Linked DNA regions of Homo sapiens: all the other regions are linked to region 1. A link is a contact called in ENCODE Hi-C or POLR2A ChIA-PET data. All regions are on one chromosome and are shown on one strand. Each heading gives the region's core, a stretch centred on a gene start or an enhancer-like site at or near the end of the contact. The rest is flanking DNA. Distances are from core to core; before and after follow the strand shown. Region 1 has its middle 340 kb from the start of EPHA4. Region 2 overlaps EPHA4 (EPH receptor A4). Region 3 overlaps EPHA4 (EPH receptor A4). Region 4 has its middle 470 kb from the start of EPHA4.

Region 1 (7,988 bases), core at 3,785-6,284:
GACACCTTCATTTCCAGAAACCTGCAAACGTCTTGTGTAATCATGTTAGTTCTCATTGGATGGCATGCTCCCCTCTGAGCCAATCACTGAGGTCAGTGGAATCAGACATGAATACTGACTGAAGCCAATTAGGAAATGTTCCCCAAGCTGAGGGGGAGAAGAGTTCCATCCATACTCTATGGCAGGAAATGGGTAGAATGAGATTCCTCCAAAGAGAAATTGTTACCTGAAGGAGGGGATATGGAAACTAGAGAACAAACAAGCAAATGCTTATAACACAATATTAAATAATAGTAACCAAGATCTGGGAAAGCATTTCTGAATGACTGGTTATAAAAACACCTTACATATTAATAACAACTTGGAGTTTACTTAGCATATTTGATGTTCAAAATAGCCATGTAGAAGAGGGAGGATAGGAGTTTCAATTCTCATTTTCCACAGAAAGAAACCAAGACTCGGAGGACAAAATTTTATGTTAGTGATAGAGCTGGGAGTGAACTTTCAGGCTTTTGAGCTACAGAATTCCGGTGCTCTTTAGATTTGCCTTTGTACAAATTCCAGCTCCACCTACCTCTTGGTAAATTCCTTGACTTCTTTAAGCCCTGGTTTCCTCATCAGTGAAAAGGGAAAATTATGATGCCAACCTAATGTGTTTGTTACATAAAATGAGTTGTTCATTTATTTAAAACACTCAGCACTGTGCTCAGGAGATAGGAAACATTTAGTAAACGTTAGTTATCATTATTATCACCATCAGCATTATCATCATCATTATTCCATGATAACTCTATGGAAAATCACTCACTGTAGAACCCACGTGGTATCCCATGAGATACCATTGCTCTGGGCCATCTGATTACCACAGTCTCGTCTCGGTTAAATGCAGGCCTGAATTTCCCACTATGAAACTTGCTTTATAAAGCAATTTATAATTTATAATGTGATTTACTTATAACTCCTTAGCATTGATTGTCACTAACTAGGGATTGAACCAATTGTATTTATTGTGGCATTTGAAGAGTGGACATTTGCCATGTGCCATGGTTGCCCAGAACCTTTTTGTCTGTCTTTTCAAGTTTGGAGACATTCTTGTGTTATGAAGACTATGTCCTGCATGTACTAATGAGAGTTTTACATCCCACACAGGGTCCAGGTGTGTAACGTGATGTCACCTTCGGCCATACAATGATCCAGGCAGGACCTCAGTTCAGAAGTGAGCACAGTGAGGTGTTGTGTGTGCAGGAATCATCTTCTGAAAGAAATTATCTGATTTTTAGGGAACAGAGGTGGCAGAGCTTTTGTTGTCTAATCCGACACAGTATCCACTCATGCCACGCAGGGGCCCTAAGGAGGTTGCAACAGTGCTTTCTCTGAAGAAGCTCCAAAATGTGATGAGGTTTTTCTAATCACGTTGTATTGGCTCTTGTAGCCAAAACTTCCAGCAAAGGTTCTCCTGCACAGCACAGAAACCTGGTTATCTGGCTTCAGGTAGACTTTGTGAACACCTAATAACCTTCAATAAATTCTTTTTCTGCTTAAACCAGGCGGAGTGGATACTGGGTTTTGCAGCTAGACTGCTGACTAACACAACAAGGTTCATCCTTACTCCTTCAGACTTAAGAAGATTATTGTGTAGATATTAATTTTTTTCTATAAAAATTTTTGGACTAGTGGAAAAGTACAACATTATGTAGGGAACAAAAGGAAATTAGGTACATAATTTGCACTGAAGACATTGAGTACAATTTATCTTTGGAATTCTTATTTTATTATCAAAATTGCCCAATCATTTCTGGTTGATAAAATTTTTTTTAAATGATTAGAAAAAATGGATTTAAAGTAACTGCTTATTGAACATTTTGTCTCTACTCTTGGAAAAACAGTTTCATCATGGAGCCACAAGTCATGAGGGTTTGACCACTGACCTTTACTCCAGAGTATTCATGAATTTGAATAAGTATCTCAGATGAAACAGCCTTTCAAATAACTCTGTGCTTTTATAGATCTTCTAAGACTAATTAGGAATAATTAGTATTATTTCTCTGATATTTTCCATTTAATTTTCTGGTCTTTAAACATCTGTAAGCCAGAGATGTTAATAATTTCTAAAGTACAAAGAAGGTCATGTCATTCAGGTGCTGAAAGTATGTTTCCTAAGCTCAAAGGGAGCTGGTAGTTTTGTGACTATTTCAGGTTGAATCCTGAAGCTGACCTCAATGAACCACATTTTGTCTTTATAAATCTATTTCAGAATAATGGAGCTGCAAGTTATCCCTTTCCTTACTTGTCATCTGTTGGCAGATTTTCAAGACAGATATTTTCCATTTAAACTCACACCTCCAAAAATGACCTCAAGAGTAGTATTAGCAATTCCTGAACTGCTGTAGAAAAAAAAAAAGACAATTATACGAGAATAAATGCGGAAAGAGCAGAGCTTTGAAAATATCAGTACCCTCTTTCCAAAATGACTTATCTTGTTTTCAATTTTGTCTAAATGCTAGTCCAAATTCTAGTTTCCACTGATCAGATAAATTCAAATAATTTGAGAAATATATGCATATGCCTGTTTTTAAAGTTAATATTTATGAAAACATCATATCCGTATGTCTTAAAATGTCAAATTGTCCTATAAAATTTATAAACAAAAATAGTAGCTCTCTTCTCCCTTCTATACTTACTAGTTTCACTTCTTTGGGTTAATTACATTAAGTATTATAATAATATAATATAAGTTAAATCTATATTCTGAAATAATATTTAATAGTGATTTTTATCAATATATAAGCTATTGAATATATAAGCTGCTTATGAAGATTTAATTATCTTATACCACACACATGTACACACACCCTACTTTCAGTCTCTTCTTGTGTCCAGTTGTACATATTTACATGAAGTGGCCTCTCCTGAACAAAGAGGTACACTACAACTTTGTTTCCTTTTTTTATACAATTCTTTACTTTTTCCTGAAGGGAATTATTATCTTTAAAATGTTTTCTTAGTTTTCTATGTACTCACTACAATTTTTCCCCAAGTGTTCTGACACATATATTAAATGTTTACCTATAATATTTTCCAAGAGTTTAATTGAGCTCATAATCCATGGCTCCATTTTCTTCTGAAATCCCTCATTGTAGAGATTTCCATATCATTCTTTAATTTGGCATGTCCTTTTGGTATCTTTCCCCTTCAGTCAGGATGGGGTGCTCTTGATCTCTTCCTGCTCTATCTAGATGAGCCCTCTCTTGACTTGATACTGAGTGTATTTTGGAGATCATCTTATATTACTTTTCTAGATGGGAAGCAACACAGAAAAGCATAAAGCAGAAATTGAAGTTGCATGGTATTGAATGAAGTAGGTATAGGAGTTCATATCAAGGTACATCCATGTAGGATGCAGGAATGGTTAAAGAGATCATGGAGGGCATTTCAATACATGTTTCTCTACTTTTATATTTCATGTAAAATGTAAAATTCATTCATATTTTAATATGAAATTATTCTATTGCACTTTGAAAACAAGTTACTACTTCAGTAAGTTCCCATAGGTAGGTTAAAAATAATATCTCTGAGAGAATCTATTCTACAAGGTTTATAAGGCTCTTTATCATCTGGCCAGCCCCTCAAGTCTCCACATTTCTCCATTCTCTTGCTCAGTTTCTGAGCTTCAGTCATGCAGTCCTCTGTGGGTACCCTACATGTATCCCAGCCCTGCCCCAGAGTCTTTGCTTTTACCTGGTTAACTCATTCACTTTTACCTTAAACTTTGACTATCTGGCAGGAGACTCGCTGACATCCCACTCAAGTGCTCAGGAATGTGCTCTCATGAGCCTCTCTACCTCCTGTACATTGTCCTGACCATAGTGTGTTTTTACATATTTGCTGATGATTTTATTGTCTCACTCCCCCAAGAATACACTGGCTGCATAAGAAGCTGGGGGCATATCTATTTTGGTTTCCCATTAATTCCTCAAGATCTGGCATAATCTCTGCAAATAGAAGACACTTGCATGAATAACTAAATAAATAACAGCTTAAATTAATGAAATTAATAAATTGTTTATAAATAATGGCCAAACTAATAAAATTGGCTAAGAATACACATGTCAATGTGGCTCAATTTATTGGTACATTGAACACAAGGCAGTGCCTGCACATAATTACCATTTAGTAGATATTTCTGAATTAATGCATTAATTGCTGAAATTTAACTTGGTAGTTTTAAAATTACAAGTTATGATAGTTTTGATTCCAAGAAAAATTTGAATATGAGCTTATTTTCTTAAACCCAAGGACCCAAACTATCATTGAATTCACATGCATGTCTATTGTACCATTATTATAAACCATTATGTTTAAATTTGTTAACACCATTCTGTCTTAGACTGTGTCTACACAGTTAAGAACACTAATTGGATCCAGACTGCAAAATAAAGAATACTTATTTGATTTTCATTTTACTGAGGTATCACAGAGTCCATGAGATAAAGCCATATTCTAGCTGTACATAGAAGACCTCAGGTTTCCACCTGTAGCCTATTCTCAATTTTAACAGGCTTGGTTATCTATACTCAATTTTGCGAATTAAAAGGGGAAAGAGGGTTTACTTATTAAAGAATGAACAAGAGTTGATTGCAAGGAAAGTGACAGAAAATCTTCCAAAAGCAAACACAATTAGCATGCATACACATATACACACATGCAAACTTGGGTGATTTAATTGATCGTTGAAGTCTTCTTACATTCCGCGGTTGAATCTAAGGGCATTTAGGTAGTATATAGTAAATGATTTGCGTTAAAAGATCTTTGACCAAGAAATAACTAATTCAGTTAAACATGCAGGGAATGCCTAGTACATTTCAAAATGTTTCAATTCAAAACAATTAAATAACCTGTTTTCAAGACTTAAGGGGATTTGCCCTCAGAGATTTGCAAAGCTTGGTTTTCTGGAAGGATCTATTCCCTAAGGATTCTGAATGGCCAAGGTTTTATTGTACTTCCTGAGCTAAATTTCCTGCTGATAATAAGAAAATAGAGCGCTTCCTGTTTGGTTTCCCTTGTTTGTGTGTTTCCATAGAATCACAGTGGCTGTAGAGTTTAAAGTGACAAAGAAAAATTCAAAATATGAAGAAATCACTTTCTTCTTGTAGCGTATTGGACTTTGACATGGTCTTTGTGCTTGTGTATATTGTTTTTGCCTATACAATGATAATGTCAGGTGAATATTAAAAACTATTTGAAGAAGAATCACCAGCAAAATATTAGGACTCACCTCTAAGCATTAGTTTAAAAAGGCACAACTTTTGCTATTGGAAAAAAAAATTAAATTTGGAAGATTTAATGGTTGAAATGTGAATCCTGTTACTATCCACTTCTCTGAACAGAGGTAGTATGAACCATCTTGGGTAATAGTTTTCTTATATATTAAGTAGAAATACTAAGGTTCAACCTACCAGCTTCCCAAAGTTCAAGTAGACTAAATAAGATATTAAATATAAGGTTGGCTTTGAAAAGAAAACAATTTAAATGTCAACCACTATGTTTATCATAAAAAAATTGTATGGCCCTATGGGCCTAGGCACATTATATAATTATACTGGTTTCTAATAATCCTCCTAACTTATATTAATATCTTAGCCAAAGCAACTACATGTAATGGCTTCAAAGAAGTATAAGCATTAATCTTAAATCTTACTGTCCTGGAGTCTAATCTCCATTGGATGAAGTCAAAGTTCTTTCAAGTCTTAGGCCTATTTCACTTGCCATCCACATGGCTGACATTTTGGAAAAATATAGCATGTTTCTCTCAACCAGGTTTGTTACCTTCCTGTAAATGTCCACTGACCCAAGTCATATTTCTGTTTTTGAGTTGAAGGTGAAGAGACATGCTGTTCCATTCCTTTGAACAATGGTATTTCTTTGTTAGATATTAATAATGCCAAACAAATTTGATTTTTTAAATAATCCATAAGCAAATTTGCCAAAGCATTTTGGCAGTGCCATATGATGCACATGAAATGGTAAAAAGTTTCTTATGTGTTGCACTTACCAGATTTTCAGAATAATTGGATTGTGCTGACCCTTTGGAACTGGAAACTGATTAGTGGGACTCCTCTTAGATGTCATTATATAGAGTTTGCTAAATGGAACGTTCTCAGTGAGGTCTTGAGTTTGGGGAGACAGAATATGTATATTCAGATGCAATGAATGAATGAATGGACTTGCCAGAAATTACTCCCATCTTAAGTGTTTAATTTTTTAGCCATTCTTCTCTAAAACTGGTATTTTATTATTTTAAAATAATATTTCTCCTGGATGCTAAGAAACTGAAGTTGTCACAAGTAAGGAGAAATATTCTAGCATTGCCTAAACACATGTGAGAGGGAGAAGAAAGCAGATGTTCTTCACCACATAGCTGTGAGACAGTGGGGAGAGGATAGACTCATTCTCACCTATTTCTAATCAGTTGAACCAGGGAACAGAAATCACAGTGATACAAATATGGTGTCATTCTTAGCAGATAGCGCACAATGAAATCTTCACCTGAGTTTTGGGGTGATGTCAGAGATTTATAGAAAGAAATGGCAAAATCTTTTCTTGTATGAATCTTGTGGCCCTATTAGGGTAGTCTAAGTTAGGAAGTAGCCAACATTCTTCTTTCAAAATATTCCAGACTTAAGTAGAAAAAGAAAATAATAACAAAATAAAAATCACTGAGTAGTCACTGAGCTCGGAGGTGCAAAATGTATTTGATATAAGAGGCAGACCAAACGGAAACAGATGAAACAAAATAAAATTATTCTATTTTTATGTGTTTTATCAAAATATTGACAAAGGCCCTGGCATTTTCCTCTTCTTTCTTTGCAAGATTTCCCTCTTTGTGTAAAGCATCCACCATTTTTCTAACTGATGCAAACGTGGCTTACACATGCTAAGTTAAATGATGTTAGGATTTATTGGACTTTGAAACATTTTATTTAATGAATGACCACTTCTTATCTTTAGTGGAAACTCTTTGTATCAAGACCAGAAAAGAGTATTAAAAATTATGTCCTTTTGTAAATAAGTTATAAATCAGTTAAGATAATACCTCAGAATATTTATGTGCATTCTGAAATTCACATGGAACCACAAAAACCTTGAATAGCCATAGCAAGCGTGAGTGAAAAGAACAAATCTTAAGGCATCACACTACCTGACTTCAAAATATACTATAAAGCTATAGTAACCCAAACAGTCTGGTACTGGCATAAAAACAGACACATAGGCTAAAAGAACAGGATAGAGAACCCAGAAATAAACCCATATATTTACAGCCAACAGATTTTGGATAAAGGTGCCAAGAACATACACTGGGGAAAAGACAGTTTCTCCAGCAAATGACTTGGGGAAAACTGAATATCCATTTGCAGAAGAATAAAGTTAGACCCTTCTTATACAAACATCAGCTCAAAATGGATTAAAGACTTGAATGTCAGACTCAGAACTACAATCTTGCCAATGAGGCTGAGAATATTCTCCTGCAGAGGACAGATACTAGCGCTTGGGCCTCAGAATGTTTAGGTGGCAGGAAAAATCCAGAGATTTCCATAACCCCTATACAAGCAATGATTTTTTCTAGAAATAAGATGAACTATGTACTCTGAAGTACCTAATTTCAAAATCCAAATCCTTTGTGTTGATTTATTAATTTTAAATAATCTGATATATAAGAAATGATGTATGCTGAGATTTCTTCTTCCTGGTAAATTCTTTTAAACTTATCTTGTTCCCTACTTCTTTGTTCATTTCTAACAACATTGTAATTATGGTCAAATTTAGCTGAACAAAGAAGCTTTGAAAGATAGCAATAGAAAATTAACAGTAATGCAACATTAAAGCTCATTCAGAATTGAAAAGTCTCACTTTGCAAAGTTAAATTTAGTAGTTTATTAATTTGTAACCAAAGAGCATAAAACAGTTTTAGACCAAGGGTTGGCTGGCAA
Region 2 (7,988 bases), core at 2,048-4,547, 210 kb before region 1:
AAAAGTGCAAGGTTTTATTATTTGCCAGGGAATTATCCCCACGGAGAAACATCTGTAGGCTCTGAGGGTCTGATTGCTGAGCTGGTTCTTGCGCTGCTGACAATTAGGAGAGGAATGTGGGAGGGAAGGTTGGAGCATGTGACCGGGATCCGCTGCCTCTCTGGTTGCACTGCCTGGCTCCTTTAGGTTCTCTGTTATTCTCTCTTTTTCGTAATCATCTGCCTTTCTACCTGTTCAAAGTTTAAGAGTTCAGGGTATAGGATTTTGACAGGACCACACTGCCAAGACACCTGGCTTTGCGGGAATTTTTACTTATCTCAGACCGTGTTTCTTTTTCTGTAAGAGTCTTGCCTTACCTTGTCTTTGAAGCTCTAAGAAAACATAGAATGTAAATTCCAGTGTAAATTGTACCTTTCTGACAGAAACATAAATGTATACATTTTATTTACTAATTTGGTCTCAACTTCCCAAGCTTTAGACAGCTGTGATATCAACGGAGTTGACTTTCTGATTCCTTTAAGTGATATATATTCTCCTGACTCACTATGTATATATATTCAAGATTTTTGATTTGCAAGGCTTGAGTTGATTTTCCAGTTTGTATAAGAGAGATATATACATTTCTGATTGAATATTTATGTGTACTGAAGATTTCTAATCCACAAAGCTTTATAACAAAGCCAAATTTAGGCTATTAAAAGTTGTAGGAGCAGAATGCCAGGTTTAAGACAATGCACCATTTTACTGAAAGTGAATTAGGCAAAGCAAAACAAAGCTCATTTTTACCCTTGCTCATTTTTTTACAAATTAGGGAACATAATTCAGTACAAAGCAAATACTTACTTTTAAACATTTTGTTAATAAGTTGGGAATTTGTATGCAGCAACTGAAACCAGTGACCGCAAAAGTATTGTTTCAAGAGTATCATGTAATATGATAATGAAGTTTTGTGGTAGTAGTTATCTGGTTATAGCAATAATATTTACTATTACCTATCACATACTGAACATTACTGCCATTTGATTTACACAGAATTACTCATGGAAATTTAATTTAGAATGTATATATACATATACACACATGTACATATATATACACATGTATATTTATATAAATGGAAAAATAGCCAATAAACTTATCTTCAATAAGATAAATTTTCTCTGAGAGATTTTAAATTATAATTATATTATAAAATATTTGCTTTAACCTATTGTAAGACACCTCAGTTTAAAATTGTGGTTCAGAGGTGTCTGTGACTGCTTGAGCTTAAAACCATGACTCACTACCCAGGTGACAAGTATTTCATCTCTTGTAAGTCTCAGTTTTCTCATCTCTGAAATGTACATAGCATACCTGCCTGACTTACAGTAGCAAAGAATTTGTCTTATGGCATGTGTTAAAGCTTAGGTGTTTGAGGAAAATAATTCTCTTTTTTAAAAAAATTTTAATAGACGGAGTAAATACAGTAAAGCCAAACAAGAAGCGGATGAAGAGAAACATTTGAATCAAGGTACAAAAAATTGGATTAAAAAATTCTATTTTTAGAGCATGTCACACGTTTTCTAGTTTAAACATGTTCAAATAATATTTACGTGGCTATTAATGTTATATAATATAATATATTTATTCCTTATCCCAATAATGTACTTCCTAGGTATCAAACTGAAATGGGTGATTTGGATGGTGAGATTAAAGATGTGGGATGAGGTAGAGAAGTTTCTTTAGATTTTTACTTTTTCTTATTTTATCCTCTACCCTAAGAAAGTTATCAGTCTAGCTGGCTCATTGTTGTAGCTGGGTGGCAAAATTAAATGGGTATTTTTTTTAATCTAAGCTGGAAATTTGAGGAGGAGGAAAAGAATAAGAAATGTAACAGTAATTGCTACTTCCCAGGGAATGGCTATATGTGATATAGAATTAGTGACTGTCAATAAATTTTTAGTGGATTCTAATTTTGATGTTCCAAAGAGGTCAAAGAAGACATTAAAAGTGGCTCTAGAGTGACTTAAGCAAGGTAGAAGACTTTTTTTTTTTTTTTTTTTTCTGACGGAGTCTTGCTCTGTCGGCCAGGCTGGAGTGCACTGGCATGATCTTGGCTCACTGCAAGCTCCGCCTCCCTGGTTCACACCATTCTCCCACCTCAGCCTCCTGAGTAGCTGGGATTACAGGCACCCGCCACGACCCCCGGCTAATTTTTTTGTACTTTTAGTAGAGATGGGATTTCACCGTGTTAGCCAGGATGGTCTCCATCTCCTGACCTCGTGATCCGCCCGCCTCGGCCTCCCAAAGCGCTGGGATTACAGGTGTGAGCCACCGCACCCAGCCAGTAGAAGACTTTTAAATGGACAGTGGTTGGTGACTATCCAGGAGAGCTGTCCACTAGAACTTTCTGAGATAACATTGTTCTATATCTGCACTGTCCAAAATGTAAGCCAATAGCCACACAAGCTATTGAATACTTGAAATGTAGCTAATATGACTGAGAAAGTGATTTTTAAATTTAACTTATTTATATTTAGATAGCCTCATGTAACAAGTCACTCACATATTAGTGCAGAAAGATAGAAGAAAGATTGGCCGGGCACAGTGGCTTATGCCTGTAATCCTAGCACTTTGGGAGGCCAAGGAGGGCAGATCACTTGAGATCTGGAGTTCGAGACCAGCCTAGCCAACATGGCAAAACTCCGTCTCTACAAAAAATAACTAAATTAGCCAGGCATGATAATGCACGCCTGTAATCCCAGATACTCAGGAGGCTGAGGCACGAGAATTGCTTGAACCCAGGAGGCGGAGGTTGCAGTGAACCAAGATCCTACCACTGTACTCCAGCCTGAGCGACACAGCCAGACTCTGTCTCCAGAAAAAAAAAAAAAAAAAAAAAAAAAAAAGATAGAAAAAAAGAGAGGGACTGGGAATAACAAGACTCATCTTGAAGATTTTCTTGGCTATAGCATATAAAGTGATGAGGGATATGAAGTGTCTAACAACTTTCCATTTATTCACCTCGTTTCCTCCTAAAATCATGTTTTTTAAATTTTTACATGGAATATATGTTTTTTTAAAAAGCTGATCTATTAAAAAGAAGTAGCAAGAAATTGCCAATTTAAGGAGCTTATTCCTAACCAATGGTGCTGGGATGAGGACAAGACCTACAGGCTTGGAAAGTCGAAGGGACTGGGCCAACTGGTGTCCTTCATACCCTCTGTGCCCCAGTGCCCCAACAGCTCCAGGAGGGAGAGGTGCAAGTGCCAGGACAAAGCTTTTTACAATGACTTCTGCCTCTTGGCCCAGATATCTGTCACTGGGCTGCCGGCAAACACATCTAAATTTAGTTTATGGGTAGTATGAGATATGGCTGAATCATACTTCCTGATGTCTAGGCTACAATGCTTATCTCCAGCTGAAACTTTCTGGCAAACTTGAATATCTTAGCTTATGACACCTTCTTTCCAAACCAGAAAAGAAGTGAGGTCCACTACAGAGTCTGTATTCTCAAATCAACTAGCTGATATTAACCTTATTGTCTACTTTAACTTAGGTTTAATCTAATTTTGTTAATTGTTGGTCACATATTTAATTCATCCAGATATTGGGCAAAATGTGACACCATGTGGAAAGAGCTGTTTGAAATTAAAATGCTTCTATTTCCTTCCCTAAGGGAGGATAACTGAAAGTAGTGGGTAGGACTTCATGCAAAGGCAAGGGAGCTATGAGCAACTGCTTGGGACAATAGTATTTAGCTAACACAATTCAAATTTCCTCCATGGGATGGGTTGTTTTAAAAATCTTGTCCTTGAAGTGTGAAGACATTCCAGGAAGTCAGTAAAGCTGCAGCCTCTTAAGTAGCTAACAATATTTTGTTTACCCACTAATGAAAACCAGAGCAAGAATTTAACCATTTTCATATGTCAAGACCGTACAGCTAACTTGACTTTTCCTATGTTTGGTAATTTTAGACCCAGACTATTTATGTTTATTAGTGGTTCCTTAGAAGTATTCAGCCAACTTATCATGTTTATCACTCAGGTGTAAGAACATATGTGGACCCCTTTACGTACGAAGATCCCAACCAAGCAGTGCGAGAGTTTGCCAAAGAAATTGACGCATCCTGCATTAAGATTGAAAAAGTTATAGGAGTTGGTAAGTGTCTGAGTGTCCGTCTGCTAATGAGTCTGTTTTCTTGGTGGATGTTAAATATGTGTGTGGATTACATAAATGCTTTTGTGAGTATATTATATGTGTGTATATACATGAAATTTCCTTTTTTGAGTATAAAATATCATGTGTTATAAAGAACTCTAGTACAAATTTTGATTTTATTCTTAGAGAGAAACTTAATGCAATCTGAAATCAGATTGATTGCATTCAAAAGATTTACTCTGTTTCTTACTAACTAAGATTTTGTGTAGGTTTTTTGCATTAAGCCTTAGTTTTCTCTAATAAAATGGGGCTAATAGTAGCATCTACTTCAGGGTTGCATGGAGGATTTTGTGAAATAATCTATGCAAAGCACTAGCAAACAGCCTGGCGTGTAACAAGCACTCAAGGAATGTTAGCTGTTATTCTTTCATCTTGAATGTGTTTCTGGTCCATCGTAGATTCTTTTTCTCTCTCAAAGGTGAATTTGGTGAGGTATGCAGTGGGCGTCTCAAAGTGCCTGGCAAGAGAGAGATCTGTGTGGCTATCAAGACTCTGAAAGCTGGTTATACAGACAAACAGAGGAGAGACTTCCTGAGTGAGGCCAGCATCATGGGACAGTTTGACCATCCGAACATCATTCACTTGGAAGGCGTGGTCACTAAATGTACGTGGGTCACCCCCTTTACAAAGCCAAGCTAGAAGTTACTGGGAAATTAAACACACATTTTCTTTCCAGGGAAATGACAGATGGCGCAGACCCACTGATTGCTAATAGGAGGAAATCAGTGCAGGACAAGTCATTAATCTTGTAGTCAGCTCTAAATGGGTCTTTGGTTTTGGCTGGATACCCTATCTCCAAGGCAGCTTGTGTGAGATTTTAGAGAAATTAATATTGCAGATTTGTGGTATGCCATGCCATCCTTCAGATATTTGCTAGGCCAAACTGATTGTCATAGGGTGGGCTCAAGCAGATGGTAAGCAAAATAAAATTTAAGTACTTTTCCTATAAAGCACAACAAAACCTGGCCACACCTTGTGCTGGAATCTTTGGTTCCAGATGCAGAGAGTGAAGCTTGGGAATCTTGAATATATTGCGGGATTTGCTTGTCTGCTCTGCCTGATTTATGGCTGTTGCAGTTCAGCACCTATTTACAGTAACACCTGGTTGAACTTTCCTTTTTTAGTCCATTAGCATTCGCTGAGCCTATGAACCACGCTTCAGTTAAAATGCGACACAGCTCAACAGATGCATTTTGTGAAGCAAATCCTGAGTAAATCTGTAAGGCTGGCTAAGACCAACTTATAAAGTGCCACATAGACAGCACAGCTGAGGCAGTCCCTGTTTAAGGTGGCTGTGTTCCAAGAGCCCTCATACACACTACAGTTACTACAAGTCAAGGATCTCATAAGCCTGGGGCTGTGTCCCCTGGAAAGCCAAGGCTTTTCTTCTTTGATTCAAGGTGTCTGTGGAAAGCATCTTCAGTCAGCGTGTGCAGAGTAATGGCAATATAGCCACCCCAGTGTGGGGGAGCAGTCGGAGGAGGGTAGGTTAAAGAGAAAAACTGATGCTGGGTGTAATCACTCATACCTGTAGTCTTAGCTACTTAGGAGGCTGAGGCAGGAGGATCACTTGAGCCCAGGAGTTTGAGGCTGCAGTTGAGATGGGTAAGTTTCCTGGACCCCTCGTGGGACTTGTAATGGGGTGTGACTTGTTTTGCTTGGCCACCGAGCTCAAACTTCTTGTAGGAGGGGGAGCACACAGTTTAGCACCTGCAGGAGCCTGGGCGAGTGGTTGCCAGTGACCTCTGGAGCCCCAGGTGTATGTTACAAATAATGCTCTTTTAGCAGTTGTCATCCACGGATGGCTAAGTGTTAACCAGCTCAGTGGAGAGTCGGGGTGACAGCCTTTTTCACCCTCCCGTCTTGGTACCTGGGTTCCTGTCTGGTGTCCAGGAAGAATCAGGTCACATGGACTTGAAGGATGGTGAATGTGTAGGTTTTATTGGGTGATGGAGGTGGCTCTCAGCGGGATGGGGAGCTGGAAAGGGGAAGGAATAGGAAGATAATCTTCCCCTGGAGTTTGACTATTCCTAAGGTAATGCCCACGGTTTCCAGTGTTGAAGGTGGGGCCTTTGCAGGGAACCACCCTCTTCTACCCAGTATTTCCCTGCCGCCTGTCCATATCATTCCTAGTGAGCTACGATAGTACCACTGCACCCCAGTCCAGGTGACAGAGGCACCTGGACTCTATTTTTTTAATAGAAACCTGTCTCTACTTAAAAAAAAAAAAAAAAAGAAAAGAAAAGAAAAAATGAGACATTAGGCCTGGGGCAGGTGGCTAGTAGGACACAAAGTACAAAATCTTTAGGAAGAAGAAATGAGGTGGTTACTAAAATGGGAGAGAAAGTACACACTATACAGTTCAGGGGTCCTCAAACATAAGAATCTTCTGGAAAGCTTGTTAGGACAGTTTCTTGGGCCTCCTGCTCAGAGGTTTGATTCAGCAGGTGGTGTGCGGCCCGTAAGTTTGGAGTGCAAGAGAGCTCACCACAGGTGAAGCCAATGCTGCTGGTATGGGAATCACGCTTTGAGAACCATTGGCCTGGGGACAAACGACCGCATACCACCTCTGCTGCTTCTAAAGCTTGTGACCTTGGACTACTTGTTCAATCTTTCTCTTTCAGTTTTCTCATCTGTAAAATGGAGGTAAAAAGAGCATTTGCCTTATAAGGTTATTTTGGGGATGAAATAGAATACTTAGAGTGGTTACCACAATAGCAAATTTTTTCAGAAAAAACCTCGTACGTGTTCAGTGGTGCTATTATGTCTTAAGAAGTAGGTACATCTTTCCCCATCTTCAGAATCTTTCAAAAAAAAAAAAAAAGGAACCTTGGTGAGAAGGATATATAATTTTCCGCATAAGGTGAAGGCTATAATTAGCATAGAATAGCTCTATTTGCTTTTTGAGATTAGTTTTACAGACAGGATATTTTTCTGTTGCCTGTGGCCTTCAGGGCCGCCCAGAGCCCTTCACTACTTTAATTAAAAGATAACATTCCCTTTAAATACTTTTGCAGGTCCGTTTTCTAAAAAGGAGGCTCTGTTCAGCTTAGGGTGTTTTTCCTGTCGCAGACAGTGATTTTCCTAGCACCTCTGCAGAAGAGAGAAGAAACAGGGGATCTTTGTATTAAAGTCCCACCGCGCCTCTAAAACACGTAGCTATTACAGCTGTAACTGTTATAAACGACTGGATGCATTTGCATAATGCAGTTGTCACTGAATTAAAATGATTTAAAATTTCTATTGGAGAAGCTATTCCCTTCCCCCACCCCTTTCCTCCCCACTGCATCCCTGCCTACTGCAGGGAAGGAGACTCCTCTATCCAAGAGCCCAGCCCAGGCCTATTTTATAAGCCCCTTTGCTTATGGAGACATTCATCTTTGTTTCCCTTGTAGAGCTCATAAAGGATCTGACAAATGGATACTTTTAATAAACAGAAAATGGAATGCAGAAAATTTGTGAAGATGGTGCCAAGAGTCCGACTAGGGAGGTGTGAGGGTGAAAGGGTAGAGTGGAAGCGTGTGAATTCATTACCAGCAGTTACTTGAGTAACTTTTTAAATTGGCAGGAGGACCATAAATTCTCCGCATGACCCTCACTTTTGGATCCTCTCCTGTCGTCTCCACAGCTCCAGAGGGATCTGGTGAAATGCAAGGAGGTGTTAATGCACAGCCATGAGAGGCTGCCCTTTCTCGTTAGTTGACAAAGTATCTTTTGATTGAGGCAGGTTGATTAAAACTCATTTAGGCACATTTGTTCTGTCAGAAGACTATGGTCACAAGCTGGGC
Region 3 (7,988 bases), core at 1,441-3,940, 190 kb before region 1:
CAGTACTGAATAAACTCAAAACTCTTGAAATTAGTTTACCTCATCCATGCACTTTAATTGAAGAACTGCACTTTTTTTACTTCGTCTTCGCCCTCTGAAATTAAAGAAATGAAAAAAAAAAACAATATCTGCAGCGTTGCTTGGTGCACAGATTGCTGAAACTGTGGGGCTTACAGAAATGACTGCCGGTCATTTGAATGAGACCTGGAACAAATCGTTTCTCAGAAGTACTTTTCTGTTCATCACCAGTCTGTAAAATACATGTACCTATAGAAATAGAACACTGCCTCTGAGTTTTGATGCTGTATTTGCTGCCAGACACTGAGCTTCTGAGACATCCCTGATTCTCTCTCCATTTGGAATTACAACCATTGTATTTTGTTTGTGGCATAAATTACAGTCATCTGTCTTTCACTGGAATGAAGACCATGCCTAGGAACATTTTTTAAGGACTCAGCTGTGGCTTTTAGGGCTTGGTTCATACCATGGGGGAAAAAAAAGTCCTAGGAGAAAGCGACGTGGCTCATTAGTGTTGCCTCTTCAGTGCTCAAGCCGCCTGGTGGATTCCTATGACACAGGGGGCCTGGAAAGAAAGGGAAAGTGGATTTAAAATATATATATACGTAACCCAAGCCCCATAACCCCTAACTGGACAAATGAGGTCTGTTTCTTTGGGCCTGAGGCTGTGCCATATAAAGTCTTATTTTGGGACTTTACAAACTTGTCCTAACTATCTTGTGGATAGTGGGCTGTGACAATCTGGAATAGAGAACGTTCACACTTCGCTCCTTTAAAGAAGCGACCCCAGATCTGCAAGGTAAGTCCAACAACCAAGAATGATTTTTTCTCCAGTGAAAACTCCTTTTGTGCTTTAAACTTGATCTCATTCGAAATACTGAAAACAGAAAAATACTCTCTCATGTCTCTCAGGTTGTGTTGATGTTTTTCAGGATTTCAGTCCTTTTTTGACAGCGAAAGAGGAGACCAAACACAGTGTGGTTTCCCTGCTATTCTTCCGGGGAGAAGTGACATATGACCCAGATGAGGTCAGGCTCTGAGGGATGGTCCTAGATGCTCACTGGCTGTTGGCTGTGTGCTTTCCATCACGAAGGGCTCCTCCTGTCCTTTGGTGCCATTCATTCATGGTACACATATTTATTATCTTCTGGGCACCAGGCAGCAAGCACAGGAGGCTTTCTCTCTAACCTTGTTAGGTCATGGGTCCCGTCCTTTGGAGAGTTTACCTCAATGGAGAAGTACTGGCGAGACTTTTCCATTAGCCTCATTTTCTGTCCTGCTCCAGGAAACTCCATCCCCAAACAGGGCCAAAGAGGATTCACCAAGATGCCAGTGGTGAGACTTGGAACTCGCCTCGGCTTTCTCATGATCAGAAAGTTGAACTACTGAAAAATGCACTGCTCATCCATAAACCTATTAGCTTTCAATGCTTCTATTTTTATATACCAGCATTGAGTTTGTTCATTCCTAGAAACAAAGGACATAACTTTGGACTGGACACATTTTAACTTTTCATTCTTTTTTTTTTTTTGAGTTATTTCATTTTTATCACTTTTAAACAAGAGTTGCTGATTTTAACGACCTTTCTTTCCCCTTGGTTGTATCCTGAAAGCTATTTCTTATAGAGCAAGGAATGTTAAATTTGATGCTGTCAAATCATGACAGTTTAGTGAAAACCTTTTTTGCAACATAAGTTGTAAAAGCTTTTCTGTTCAGAAGGAATGTGAAATTTGTTTTTAAAACTACTCCAACAATTTTTGTTTTATCACCACTTTTGCAGAAGTCTAGGAGTTCTGGATATTCACGTTAAAAGCTGACAAATGTAGGACTTTTTTGTTTCTTTTGCTTGCTTGGTAAAAAAAAAAAATTATTATTATTATTATTATTACTATTTGAGACAAAGTCTCACTCTGTTGCCCAGGCTGGAGTGCAGTGGTGCAATCTTGGCTCACTGCAACCTTGGCCTCCTGGGCTCAAGCAATTCTGCCTCAGCCTCCCAAGTAGCTGGGATTACAGGCACCCACCACCCAGGCCTGGCTAATTTTTGTATTTTTAGTGGAGACGGGGTTTCACCATGTTGACCAGGCTGGTCTCGAACTCTTGATCTCAGACAGTCCACCTGCCTCAGCCTCCCAAAGTGTTGGGATTACAGGCGTCGGTCACTGCGCCCAGGTGGCATTGTATTTTAACTAACAACAGAATGTTACCTTGTGTACATTGAATAATTAAAAGTTTTTTTTTTTTTTCTTAAAGTCTACAACTTAAGACAAGGTATTTTCTAAACACTGAACATATTAAAAGCAGACCATTTCAACAGAGAACATGTCCATTCTGAAATAGCCTAACAACATTATATACTATGCTGGTGTTGTTTTGTTCCTGCTCAGCAGGTATTTCTGTAAATGAAGTAATCAGGGAAGGATCAAAGGAGAGGTGAAGTATGAAATCTTATTTTATTCAAAGGTCACCGTCTGAATCTTCAAAATTTCAACATATGCATATATTAGAGTCAAGGCTGATGCAAAGGCCAAAAAAGGACTTTCCAAGTGCCTAAAATAATATCCAGCAACAGTAAAAGTGTTAACTCTCTCCACTACCTCCATGAAGTTTTAGAAGAGAAATGTGAGAACAATAGGAATGATGCATTGTTTCCCAGGGCGCAGAGCCAGACTCTGGCATCCGGACAGCTATGGATTCTAAAGCCAACTGAAATGTTGACACTGGGAAATTCACTCCACTTTTCTTTATAACTCAGTTCCTCCACCTGGAAATTAGAGAGATAATGATACCTTAATAATAACACCTTTCCTAATGCATGGTGTTGTTGCAAGTGTGTATGAAATATTCTTAAGTAAAACACGGTGAGCTCCACAGAAGAAAGGTACGCTTCTTCCTCCAACATTGTCCAAGTATTATTCATCTGTCTTTCACTTGTAACCCCAATTGTTTTATTACAACATGCCAGAGTGGGGTGAAATGAAGTTCAGTGGTAGGGGGGTCACACAGTGAAGCTTCTTCACTTAAATGGATTTATGAGAGTTTGGAGGTAAATACATATTTATACAATGGTGGTAGACCTTTCAAGTTATGCTGGCAGGATAAACATGCATTATTTAGCCTTGACATTTATAAAATTATTGTTTTGTAATGGGGAAGACAGTGATACAAAAGTAAAATTCTATTGCAATGAAAAGAACTGGATGGTAAAGACATTTTGATGTCATCACGACTGACTCAAAGGAACAAGCCTTTGTTTATTTAGTCACAATGAATTCTCCTTAACTCATGACCCTACATAGACCACATGCTTTGTCTGGTCTCTGTTTAAGAAATTTCCCATGATAAAGGAGTTGCCTGAATTCAATGGTGAGGAGAAGGCTTATTTCACTCAACTCGTATCCTGGCATTAAGTAGATACAAGTCTTCACATTCCCTTACATCTCAATTCAAATGTCCAATCATTTCTGCATACACACCAAGTCCCCAAATTGCCCACTTAATATTACAAATATATTTATGTAATATCTATTGATATCCAGATGTTAAGTGGAGAAGGAATTGGCAGACTGAAAGGCAACACGTGTTTATGAGACCATTCTTTCTCCTTTAAGAATTTCTAGTAGCAAAAGAAACCATTACCAACCTTGTGTGTCCGCAGGACGTGGAATACACTCTAGCGTTTTAAGATCATATTCATGTTCTCCTCATACTTCACATAAATACCTGCCCACCTGATGAAATCCCTTCACATTCAGGTTTCAAAAACTACATTTGATGGATTTGACCGATTTCCAGAGAGGAAATAGTTAGAAGGTAGATTTGATGACTTTTCTGTCATTTTTACGTAATTGTCAACATAACATTCATGTTCATGTCGACCCAGGGACCACAGGTGTGCACAACCATGCCTGGCTAATTTTTTTTTTTTTTTTTAAAGATGGGGTCTTGCTCTTTTGCCCAGGCTGGTCTCAAACTCTTGGGCTCAAGCAGTCTTCCCTCCTTGGGCTCCCAAAGTGCTGGAATTACAGGTATGAGCTACAAGACCTGGCCAGAAAACGATTTCTCTCTCTTTAAATAGACTAAAGTGTTTTCTACAATTTTAAATATGGTCGTTTACTACAAAAAATTAAATTTTATTCTCTACACGATAAATGTACACATATGCAAAACAGACAAGTGATTTGATAAAATAGGCAAAATAATCTATAAAAGTGCATTTTGGTCTTAATTACTGCCCTTTGCTTGAGGCCACCAGCTGCTAAACATGGTCACCGTGGTGGGAGGCATAGTCCAATAAGTAATCTGGATAGTTGGTTGTTATAAATGAAAGAAGGGAACTTACTTCCTTTGGTTTGAGTTGATTATGTGACAAATATATGGACAATGAGGAGCCATGAGGAGTCCATTGCTGTGTGCCAGCCTTGTTCGATTCCAGGCTGATGTCTAGAATTCCAGCCTGCGGCTGATTAGTTCTTGATATGTGGAAGGAGGCTTGAACCTAGAAGACCTCTGTCGTTCATAGAGCAAGTATCTCCCTGTGTCCCATGTTCCCTCTCTCCTGCCTGTTTACATGTAGAGAGTATGGCTCTTTCGCCATGTTAGATTAGATACTTCTATTTATCAGGAGTTACTCTCTTGTTAAGAAAAACCACCACTTTTTTTCACTTCTTAGTTTGCATTTTTCTTTTTTTTCTTTTCTTTTTTTTTTGAGACAGAGTCTCGCTCTGTCACCCAGGCTGGAGAGCAGTGGCGCTGTCTCGGCTCACTGCAAGCTCCGCCTCCCAGGTTCACGCCATTCTCCTCCTGCCTCAGCCTCCCGAGTAGCCGGGACTACAGGCGCCCGCCACCACGCCTGGCTAATTTTTTGTATTTTTAGTAGAGACGGGGTTTCACCACGTTAGCCAGGATGGTCTCAATCTCCTGACCTCGTGATCCGCCCACCTCGGCTCCCAAAACGCTGGGATTACAGGCGTGAGCCACCGCGCCCGGCCCTTAGTTTGCATTTTTCAATCATTATTGTTGACTATGGGTGGATTGTGAACTGAAACAAGTCAGGATTTTCATTTCATAGACAGGCTGTTCAACACGGTGGTTAAAGCATAAATATCAATTAGAACTTTGTGGGGTCTAATCCCAGCCTTGCCACTCCAGAGGGTATGGCATTGGGCAGGGTACTTAGTCTCCTTATGCTCAATTTCCTCATCCATATAATGGAGATAAGAATAGTACCTATCTCGGAGTTGTAATTAAGCTGTTAGTAAACAGGTTTTTTTTGCTCTTATAATTGCTATTTTTCAGAAAAGGAAAGTATAATTCGTGATCTCACCACTGAACTACTTTTACTGAAGGATACCAACTTCTACGAACCTATATATTCTTTCTTACAATAGTGGTTGACAGTTGGCTCGCAATATGGGTCGACGTTTTGTCTAAAGTCTTGCTCTTTTATCTACAGGGAGTAGATTCTGCTATCTTGGCCTCACAGCCCTTCCTGTTGATTACAAAGCCCGTGGAAGAAAACAGAACACACCCTCCTCAGTTCCGTCTAAATGTGTTTCTTCTGCTTCAATTACACCAGTTCTGGGGCAAAGACACTGATGAAACAACACCCATACCTGAAAAGAATAAATGTGTGACTTTCAAATCCCCTTTCGCAGTGAAAGAAACAGCAAACACTTAAGATTCAGCATCTGTTCTCCAGTTGCACTGAGGAATGCACTGTCTCGCAGCACCAGCTCTGCAGAGCCCTTGCCCCAGACTCTTTGCGGTTTTATTTATATGTATTTCCATATTTCATTCCTGTGTGTCACTGCTGCATTGGTGTGGCAGCAAGTGACCAAATGCTACAGGTCTTACTATGGACACCAGGTCAGGTGCAACCACACAAAACAAAGCCAGTTCCATGAGCTGCCTATGATATGCATTGCGGAAGTAACATTTTACCCAGGGTGTGCCATTGCAGTGATATAAATATATTTTTTTCTTAGACTAAATATGAGCTGACTATCTCTTTTGATGTGTGTACATAGGTGTGAGTGTGTCTGTATGCGTGCCTGTCTGTGTGCGGGTGTGTGTATGTGCGTAGCCTCATGCTTAGGACTACCCATGAATGTTGTGGAATGCTACACCTGGAGAGTTCTGGTTTTCCACCAGTTTCAAGATGAAGAACTACATGATACAGTGGACCTGGAGACCATCCCCTTGGAAAGACAACCCAGAGATGTTCAGCATCCTGTATCTACACGCATCCTGTATCTACACGTGTATTTTGTAGCTGTCACACTAACCTTAATAAGAATTCTACAGCTTTGGACAGAGGCATTTTCACCTTAATGGTGAAGTAATTTAAAATATAAATCCATTCAGGTGACAACCCATCATCAAAATTACAAATTTTCTGATTGAACTCATCTGAATCATCAGTTCCTTGATGGAGAGAGAGAAGGAGATGGAATGTGTCTGGTAACCCCAAATGGAGTACAAGTAGCCTTTGTTTTCCTGCATAAATGGACTTGTTGAATGCGAACGAATATATGCAATTCATATACTTTTGGAGATGAACGTAGATATGTGTGTCAGCTTTGAGATGGTGTGTCCTGGATTAATACTTTGTCTCCCAATATCACAGAAAAATACATGCCAGTGACTCTTGAGGTTAAGGTAGTTGGGATGAAATGGCCTCAGGCAATTTCACATTCCCTAATTACCTGGAAAGTTCTACAGTAATTAATATGCAGCTAACTCCTGTTGCCCTCACAAGAGCATCAGCCTTCTAGAATCGGAGCTCCGGAGTGTGAAGATTCAGTATTGATATGATATGTATACCAAACTCCAGCCAACTTACTGCCATTTTTCATAATCTGAGTGGCTGCCTTGCTTATCCTAAGCTGTGGTTGCAGAAACCGTGGCCATTTATATAAGCTATAACATCAAATCAGGGAAAAATGAGGAAAAAAAATAGATTCTGAACCATTTATTGTTGAATAAGTAGAGAAAATCATCAATAAATATTTATTACATTCTGACAGGGTGTGTGGCATTGTGTTCTATGCCAGAGTGACAAAGTTGATTCACCCCTTTTTGGGGACCTTAATATATTTTTTAAGGGATGTGCCTATGCATTGATGCCTGAAAAATATGTATAAAGAAATGAGGTTGACTCTTCTGAGCAGTTCATCTTTTCCAGAGGTAAGGGTAGGAGGCCAACTTCAGGGTCTGGGTCTGAGCCCGTGGGCAAGCCCTGGCCGAGTGAGCTCCAATGCTAACTCATGTGCCGATCTCTAGAGCAGTGGGAAACTACCCCGCTGCACCAAATCAAGTAGCTTCACCTTGTGTATGCAGGCCCCAAGTTATTTTTTAGCAATCTTACGAGTGAAATGTTCTGGTGGGTTGAAAAACGTTCTTATTTTAAAGAAAGGTTGTGCTCGCTACACTGCTGGTGTGTGCATTCTGAGACCTCTTGTATTCAATCTGTGAAGGATATGTGTATTAATCCGTACACCCGTATAGCCTCAATATTTGTCTGAAGACACTTAAATTCTGACCCATAAAGGAAAGTTCTAGAAGCAATATTTTCACTTATTTAACATTCTCCAAACAACATCAAGCATTGATACACACTGAAGAGTGCGTTTATTTTTTGTATCACTCTAAGTATGTTGGAATATGCAAGGACTGTGGTTCAAATTAGAATGTATAAGGCATATTATAATTTAGTTCATACTGAATAAGAAATTAACAGAACATTGTTCGGTTCACACGTTCCAAACTTTGAGTGATTTCTGGAGTTAGACATAGATTTTCTATTTTGTTTTAATTTGTCAAGGTATTTTTCTTCCCTTCATGAACTTTAGGTACACATAACTTATGTCATTTATTTATGGTCTTTTATACCTAGTTTGTAAAATTGTAAAATAGCAAACTAAATGCAAAGAGTTTGCATTTGAAAATAATAAAGTAGTTGCCGTATA
Region 4 (7,988 bases), core at 2,769-5,268, 130 kb after region 1:
ACTTAAAATGACAGAAATGTATTGCCTCATAGTTCTGGAGGCCAGAAGTCCACAGTCAACGTGTTGGCAAGGCTGTGCTCTCTCTGAAGTCTCTGGAGAGAGATCCTTCCTCACCTCTTCCTATCTTTTAGTGGTTACTGAGAGTCCTGACTGTCCTTGGCTTCTGGCAGCGTAGCCTCTGCTTCACATGGCCTTCTTGTGTGTGTCTGTGTAAGCTTCCCTCATTATAGAAGGACATCACCTGTTGGACTAGGGCCTCCATAATGCAGTATAATATCACCTTAACTTGATTATATCTACAAAGGCAATAATTTTGATAAGGTCACATTCACAGGGATTGGGGGTTAGAAATTGAAAATCTTTCCATTCAACCCACAACTACTAGCAATCCATTAATACACATGTAATATAAGAAGATTCTTACCAACCTAGAAAACCTGGGACACTAAACGCAGAACCTGTAAGTGTGAATGGGGATGGGGACACTAGGAGCAGGTAGTGCTTCTGATGGGGCAGAGCCAAAATAAAGATAATTTACACACACCTTTATATACTTAGCATAGCTAGACACTCAAATCTGTATGTTTAGTAGTTGTTATGATTTGGCTGTGTCCCCACCCAACTCCAACCTTGAATTCTAGTTCCCATAATCCCCACCTGTCATAGGAGGGACCTGGTGGGAGGTAATTGAATCATGGGGGTGGTTTCCCCTATGCTGCTGTTCCCATGATCATGAGTGGGTTATCACAAGATCTGATGGTTTTATAAGGAGCTTTTCACCCTTTGCTTGGCAATTCTTCCTGCCGTCATATGAAGAAGGACATGTTTGCTTCCCCTTCTTCAGTGACTAAGTTTCCTGAGGCTTCCCCAGTCCTGTAGAACTGTGAATCAATTAAACCTTTCCTTTATAAATTATCCAGTCTCATGCAGTTCTTTATAGCATCATGAGAACACACTAATACAGTAGTGCCAGGAGGTATGTACTGTGATTTTCACCTCATTTTATAGATGAGGAAATGGACACAAAGATGCTAAATAATTCATTTAAGGTGATGCAGCTAATATGGGATGAAATTCAGATTTAAGCCCGGGCATTCTGACCTTGGAATCCACATTCTTCACATTTTTCTAGGTTGATTTAGGGGTAGAGGAGGCAGAAGGGACGGCAACTTGAGGAAGGAAAGTAATAAGAAACACAGACCACTGTAGTTTTTCTGTTCGTTTTTGTTTTGTGCTGGTTTTGCCTGCCGTCATTGCTGCTTTGGTTTACGTGGAGCAGAGCGTCTCAAACTTAATTGAGCATCCGAATCACCTGGAGGACTTATTGAAACACATGTGGTGGGCCGCTCTCCAGTGTTTCTGATTTCACAGGGCTAGGGTGAGGCCCCAGAATTTGCATTTCTCACAAGTTCCCATGTGATTTTGCTGCTGCCAATCAGGGACCTCAGTTGGAGAACAACTGGTGTAGAGAAAATTGAGATGAGGTTCAAGTAGGAAATGGTTTCCAAGTTCAAAGGGAAGCCAATAGGGAACTGGAAAAGTATAACCATTTTATGCGCCAACTTCAACTCCCTTTAAAAATAATATGAAAATATTGTGTGTATATGTGTTACATACACACACGCACACATACACACAGCATACTTGTAGGATATATCAGTGACTCCTAGATCTATAACAACTGGAAAGCAGCATAGGATTTAGACCTTTGAAACAGAGGCTTGGATTCTAGCCCAGGCTTGTTCCTAATTAGTCAGGTACTTCTTGTCTCTAAGCCTCATTCCCTCCCACTCCCATCCTCAGTATACAATAAGGCAGTTGAGATAGGGAAATGAATAAACACATGGTGGTAGCGAACCATTAACAGTCATTTTTGAGAAAAACAATGATATGGAAAAATCATCTCTACTATATTTTCTCCTATTAACTTTTTTAACGCAAGCATAAGAGTTCATTACAAGAATTCTAACATAATCAGACAATCTAAAGTCATATATTACTCACAAAACACCCGGCCAGAGATAAATATTATTAATATTTTGGATATCATCTTCCAAAGTGAGATAGATGCATACATGTAAAGTATTATGCATACTAATTTATGATCTTTTTATTAGTAGTGTTCCATGCCCATGTTTGTGTATATATATTTATGTATATATGTATGTCACCATTTTTTATATTCTCCTAGTATTACATTGCACAGTTATCCCACAATCTATTTAACCAATCTCTTATTGCTGGGAATTTAAATTGTCCCTAATTTGGAGCTAATATGATAATGGTGGTGATGAACAACCTAGTACATACACTTTGATGTACTTTTCCATTCTAGGGGGAAATTGGTGGGTCAAAGAGTAATCCTGCCTTTAAGATTCATAAAACATTAAATCAGAAATGGTTCTGAGATGTGTCAAGTGATGGTGCTTTTATTGTACATAGAAAAGTCATCCATGTGTGTTTATTCTTTGCATGTATAATGCAGAGAACTAAACTGTAAGGATATATCCTGTCATGTTAATCATTATTATCTCTTGCTCCTTAGATAGGAAGGATTTTTCTTTTTTTTTTTAATTTATTTATGTATTTTTTGAGATGGAGTCTGTCTCTGTCATCCAGGCTGGAGTGCAGGGGTGTGATCTCGGCTCACTGCAACCTCCGCCTCCCGGATTCAAGCAATTCTCCTGCCTCAGCCTCCTGAGTGGCCGGGATCATAGGCGCCCGCCACCACGCCCAGGTAATTTTTGTATTTTTAGTAGAGACGGGGTTTCACCATATTGGCCAGCTGTTCTCGAACTCCTGACCCCAAGTGATCCTTCTCGGCCTCCCAACATGCTGGGATTACAGGCATGAGCCACCGCGCCCGGCCTAAGGAGGTTTTTAAAATTTACCTTATTGTAGTTTTCTGTATTTCCTAATTAGTCTACATTCAAGAATTAGTTGCAATTAGTATACAACTACCTGAAAGTTGGAACCAGAAAAATGAGAAGCGGCTATCTGTGTGGGCAAAAAAGACGGCAAGAGAAGGATTCTTTTCTTTCTTTTTTTTTTTTTTTTTTTCTAGACAGCAGAGGAAGCACTTGGCTTAAAATAAAAAAGCTTCAGCAAAGTTCAAATGAAATACATGCACCAATTCCTTCAGGTCCTTGAGCCCCATGGTATTCTCACAGACAAGAGGAAAGATAGTCTGAAAAATCAAGTCGGAAGGACAATGCCAAGGCCAGCAGGCTCAATCTGCACAGAACGCTGTTTGAGGGGGTTTGGGAAAGGCCACATTGAACTGAATTTCTTTTTTTGTGAACCAAGGATCACTGAGCTGATCCAACAGCCACATCCTCTAGCCGGAAGGCTGCAAGGGGCGAGCTTCAAGGAGCTAAGGCTTCAGGGAGCCCTTTCTGACTGGGAGCCCATTCAAACAGGGAGAGCCCGCCAGCAGGGGAAGTTTGGGCTCAGCAGATGAGTGTGAAGGAACATCGGCCCGGCCAGTGTTGACGTGGCAGGGTGTCAACATTCAGAGCGGCAGCTGCTGCCAGAGCCCTGAGTGCCCAGACTGATAGGAGGGGGCTGGAGCCTTCCAAACAGGCTCAGTCCAGGCACGCAGGAAATGTCAGAGGCAGCAGTCTGGTGGAGGGGCGGCGGCTGTTCCGCGTGGGAAGGTCTCTTTTGATTGATTGCCTGGTACAGAAGCCTGGCGATGGCAGTCAATCAGCACAGGATCTGTGTGGGGTGAGGAGAGAGAGAGGGGAGTGGGAGGAGAGGAGGAAAGTGGAAAATGCGCCAAAAAGAACTTGTGGTGCCTTCCAGAGCCATCAGCTGGAAGAAAGCTCAGTGCTACCCTCCTGGAGAAAATGCTGGCTGAAGACCCCTGCTGAAAACAGGCAGCCACCGCAGCCAGACAGCTCTTATGCCCATGCTGAGCTTCATGGAGTGTGGGACCCATCTCCAAGGGAGCGACTGCCTGGGGTCCTATTTTCCACCCTGCAGAGCAGGAAGGAGAGTCCTGTTTCCCAGCGGATGGGTGTGAGGAAGACACATGTGGACACCTTGTGACTGTGTCTACAGCATCAAGAAGAAGCTGGTGTGACGTGGGCCTCCTGGAGTGAAACTGGGAAGTCAGGCAGCCCTTGTGTTCAGCCCATGGTTTCCTCCCCACAATAGGAGCATTTGTAAGACCAACAAATTGACACAAATCCTGTGTAGATAAAAAAGTAGAGCACAACGCCAAGGAGGCAGGGCTCCAGGCAGCACTCCTCTCTAATTTTTTTCAGTTAAAAGGAAAGGAATCTAGTTTATTAAGTAGACCTCTTGACATATAGACAGAAAATTTAAAATGAATAGATAAATAAATAAATAAGGTGGAAGTCACAGAGATCTAAGATTATATATGCAATTAAATCCTCAGCTAGGAGTTCAGGATTGTAAGAATGGAGTTGAATCTAGAAACAAGAATATGGTCAGGCGTTCCAGACCAGCCTGGCCAACATGGTGAACCCCACCCCCCCCCCACCATCTCTATTAAAAATACAAAAATTAGCCGGGCATGGTGGTGGGTGCCTGTAATCCCAGCTGCTTGGGAGGCTGAGACAGGAGAATGACTTGAACCTGGGAGGTGGAAGTTGCAGTGAGCTGAGATCACACCACTGTACTCTAGCCTGACTGCCAGTGAAACTCTGCCTCAAAAGGAAAGTGAAAGAAAGAAAGGAAAGAAAGGGAAGGGAAGGGGAGGGGAGGGAGACAAAGTGCCCTGTTGCCAATAGTTTTTATTTCAGAGGTCCTCCTGAACAACCTCTCTGGGTTCCTCCTGCCTGAGGTCTCTCACTCCCTATGCAGCTCACCTCTGCCTAACTCATCCCTCCTCAAGGAGGGTTCCTTGATGCCCTATGTCAGGTGGTAACCACTGCCCCGATACTTAAACTTCTGTTCTCTGCTAGAGCCCCCATCGCAGCACTTGCCACGGTATCAGTTATAATTAAAGCATTTATGTGCCCTCTTACTTTTCATCTGTGTCCTCTGCAAGAACATGATCTCCTTGAAGGTGGAACCAAGCCTGTCTTAGTCACCTTGTATCCCAGTACAGGATTGGCATATGGTAAATACTTGTTGAATGAATGGATGATTGAATAGGAACATGTAGTTGGAACAGGAAAGCATCGCACGTTTCAAGAAAACACAGTCTGAGTGTTGGAGACAGGCTGGGGGTAGGTCAGGCTGAGCCATTTTGGGAGGACACTGATCTATAAACTCCAAAAATACTCCAAGATTTGAGAAAAAGAAAATTCACTAGGAGGTTCCAAACCAGCCAACAGTACTGACTGTCAGGAGGAAAAAAAAAAATCCCAAGGATTTTGAAATTCTCAGGAGTGTATCCATGCTCACTTAACCCCCTGGAGATTCACCAGAAGAAGCACTTGTCAAGGAGAGGAAAATAGCAGGAAACTAAGTATTTTGAGGAGCTTGCTTTGTGCCAGTCACTGTTAAGCAGTTTATATATGGGATCATTCCATTCTCATGGGCAGATTTGTGAATTAGGTATTAGTGGCACTCTTTTAGACTAGAGCTTACAGATGTCATCAGATATGCTTAAGGGGAAACATTGCTGAAGGGTAGAGTCAAGATACTAACCTAGATTTATTCCTGACTTCAGAGCCTGTAGCTTTTTCTAGACAACCACCCGTGTTATTCAAGATCTTCCAGTGTAGTTGCTGGTTTTCTAGGGCTTCTGGTATTCCAAGGCAGCCCAAATTATTCTTAAAGCTCTAAAGCTGCTCCATAGTAGAGTGTGTGTATGTATGTGTGTGTCCTTGTGTTGTAATCAATGCTGGCAGGGTAAAAAAAAGATGGAATTTTAATGCCTACTGGCATAAATAATAAAATTCATAGTATATTTACTCAGTGTTGAGTAGATTATGGATCATGTATCAAACTATGGGATCATAGTTACAGCAGCAAAATTGAGAGCTGGAACTTTTCCTATTTGATTATACTTGCAATGTAGATACCTGAATTTTTTTCTCAATGTGATTTGCATTTGCCTTTGTGTCACTATTCTGGATTATCTATCTATGAGTAGATTATTCTCAGACTCCTGGCCTCAAGTGATCCTCCCACCTCAGCTTCCGGAGATGCTGGTATTACAGGTGTGAGCCACTGCACCCAGCTTATAGGTAGATTATTCTAATTTGGGTTTGTCCAAGAGCGAATGTCCTTCTAAGTTATGAATGATGCCTACTCTACACTTGGGACTCTGTTGACATCTCAGCTCCTTCTATTTAGTTTTATTGTCAAGATATCCTTTGAGACTGAAACACTGAACTTCACCTAATCCATCAAAGGTCTGGGGAATGGTGACACGTGGCATCAGTCTGAAAGAGATCTGCTGATTAACACTGCTGAAGTCGTTTCCATGGAGCACTTGAGTAGTAGGGCAGGATGGGGAAGCTGGACAGCTTCTTGGCCTTTTCCCCACGTTTTCTTTTTCTCTTCAGGTGTGGCCTTGTTGCTTTATTTGAAATCATTAGACTTTAGTTTGGCAGATGTGACTTTATTCACACGCAAGAGCAGAGCATAATTAAAAGCCAAATTTAAGTTCTCAATGCATTGTCTTTTTTGTTATCCATGTATCTACTCATCTTTAACAGAGAAAATAGTTGTGGTTGGACTCTATTTTTATTTATTTTTTTTGAGACGGAGTTTCACCCTTGGTGCACAGGCTGAAGTGCAGTGGAGCCATCTCAGCTCACTGAAACTCTGACTCCCGGGTTCAAGCAATTCTCCTGCCTCAGCCTCCCAAGTAGCATGGATTACAGGCGTGCACCACAACACCTGGGTAATTTTTATATTTTTAGTGGAGACGGAGTTTCACCATGTTGGCCAGGCTGGTCTCCAACTCCTGACTTCAAGTGATCCGCCCATCTCAGCCTCTCAAAGTGGTGGGATTACAGGCGTGAGCCACCGCACCCGGCCTGGACTCTATTTTTGGACAGAATTACACACACAGTGTTGATTGTTATCATAAATGCCACGTGCATAGATGATAACATGCTTTGCCCTGGTTGTGTAAAAGTAGTTTGTTGACCAAATCAGATTTTGTACTTAGAGCCGGGGCAGCTTTCCCTGAGGAATCAAGTCCTGTGGCTTGAGAGGTGACGAACGGTCTTGTCACTTCGGAAGAAACTTCAGGCTACTCATCAATCAGGGATTTTGTTCCTCAAAGTCAGCAGCACCTCAGCTGCCTCCTGATTGAAGGCCCAAAAAGCCACTAGGAGGAGCTAATGACTGACCGAGTTTAGGCTCACCAATATTTAAAGCAAATTGCTGCCACAGACTGCCCACCCTGGGCTGCGGGCTCTGGGTGTTTAATTATTTACATGGTAATGGATGGACCAGGAATCGTCCGCCCTTCCAACAGCTCACCAAGGAGAGCAACTGTGTCTCGTGATTTCATTTGCGGGTTATTTCCTGTGAGGAAGAAGGCTTTTCAACCTTGCTGCAGACAGAAAGGTGGAAAAAGTGCTGCATTAGCAAAACTCCCAAGTGGCTCCCATTTTAAATTAAAAAAAAAATGCAAACACACTGACTTCTGGTTTTCTGATGCTTCCCACAAATTCCCAGTGTACAAGAACCATTGAAGAGACCCAGATAATAAAGAATCTGTTTCTGGATATTATGGGAAGTCCCTCCCTTTTCTGTAAACAGAACATCGGAGGTAAAGAAGGGTCAGACCCTGGAGTCCAAAGGCTGGGTTCGAATCCCAGATCTGCCATCTAACAGCCATGTATCTTTGGATGTGGTTCTTAACCTCTGTGTTCCTCCTTTTCGCCGTCAGTGATAATTCTACATGCTCCTGGGGCTGTGGTGAGGATTAAGTGAGTTAGTACACAAACCTACATGCCTGTGAGCTTGTGCTCAGTTCTGCTTAGTGGGTTTTCTGTTCCCCACGGCCAGCCAAATGCATTCCAAATTGATAATAGAAATTGAGGTGCAATCAT

The links. Hi-C counts contacts between places; a loop is a spot of excess contacts on that map. ChIA-PET counts read pairs that join two places held with the same protein, here RNA polymerase II (POLR2A). Pooled maps may share reads with other maps.
Region 2: a map of endothelial cell of umbilical vein shows a loop between it and region 1 (3-fold over the local background). The contact joins two enhancer-like sites. A Hi-C loop is called at or near these places in 1 of 168 maps with a recorded cell type or tissue (endothelial cell of umbilical vein) and 1 of 50 pooled maps. POLR2A ChIA-PET finds 5 or more read pairs at or near these places in 1 of 52 experiments (Caco-2).
Region 3: a map of endothelial cell of umbilical vein shows a loop between it and region 1 (5-fold over the local background). The contact joins two enhancer-like sites. A Hi-C loop is called at or near these places in 9 of 168 maps with a recorded cell type or tissue (Right ventricle myocardium inferior, cardiac septum, endothelial cell of umbilical vein and 3 more) and 9 of 50 pooled maps. POLR2A ChIA-PET finds 5 or more read pairs at or near these places in 1 of 52 experiments (WTC11).
Region 4: a loop to region 1 is called in a map of heart left ventricle, with 2.6 times the contacts of the local background. The contact joins two enhancer-like sites. A Hi-C loop is called at or near these places in 7 of 168 maps with a recorded cell type or tissue (Right ventricle myocardium inferior, aorta, heart left ventricle and 1 more) and 6 of 50 pooled maps. POLR2A ChIA-PET finds 5 or more read pairs at or near these places in 1 of 52 experiments (WTC11).

Annotation. Positions count from the first base shown.
Region 1 is chr2:221,233,182-221,241,169 of GRCh38, reverse strand. No RefSeq gene overlaps it. Among named protein-coding and RNA genes, the nearest start is that of EPHA4, 340 kb to the left of the region's middle. Within about 2 kb of position 5,034, at least 2 of the 41 ENCODE cell types and tissues checked have a DNase peak (open chromatin) inside an H3K27ac peak, as active enhancers do; they include endothelial cell of umbilical vein, where a contact is called at or near this core.
Region 2 is chr2:221,439,645-221,447,632 of GRCh38, reverse strand. It overlaps EPHA4 (EPH receptor A4), which reads left to right. Exons shown (of 18, transcript NM_004438.5): 9 at 1,452-1,510; 10 at 4,027-4,140; 11 at 4,619-4,804. Among named protein-coding and RNA genes, the nearest start is that of EPHA4, 130 kb to the left of the region's middle. Within about 2 kb of position 3,297, at least 6 of the 41 ENCODE cell types and tissues checked have a DNase peak (open chromatin) inside an H3K27ac peak, as active enhancers do; they include endothelial cell of umbilical vein, where a contact is called at or near this core.
Region 3 is chr2:221,418,038-221,426,025 of GRCh38, reverse strand. It overlaps EPHA4 (EPH receptor A4), which reads left to right. Exons shown (of 18, transcript NM_004438.5): 17 at 1-817; 18 at 5,474-7,988. Among named protein-coding and RNA genes, the nearest start is that of EPHA4, 150 kb to the left of the region's middle. RefSeq lists an enhancer at 1-1,077. Within about 2 kb of position 2,690, at least 2 of the 41 ENCODE cell types and tissues checked have a DNase peak (open chromatin) inside an H3K27ac peak, as active enhancers do; they include endothelial cell of umbilical vein, where a contact is called at or near this core.
Region 4 is chr2:221,100,186-221,108,173 of GRCh38, reverse strand. No RefSeq gene overlaps it. Among named protein-coding and RNA genes, the nearest start is that of EPHA4, 470 kb to the left of the region's middle. RefSeq lists an enhancer at 3,311-3,605. Within about 2 kb of position 4,018, at least 13 of the 41 ENCODE cell types and tissues checked have a DNase peak (open chromatin) inside an H3K27ac peak, as active enhancers do.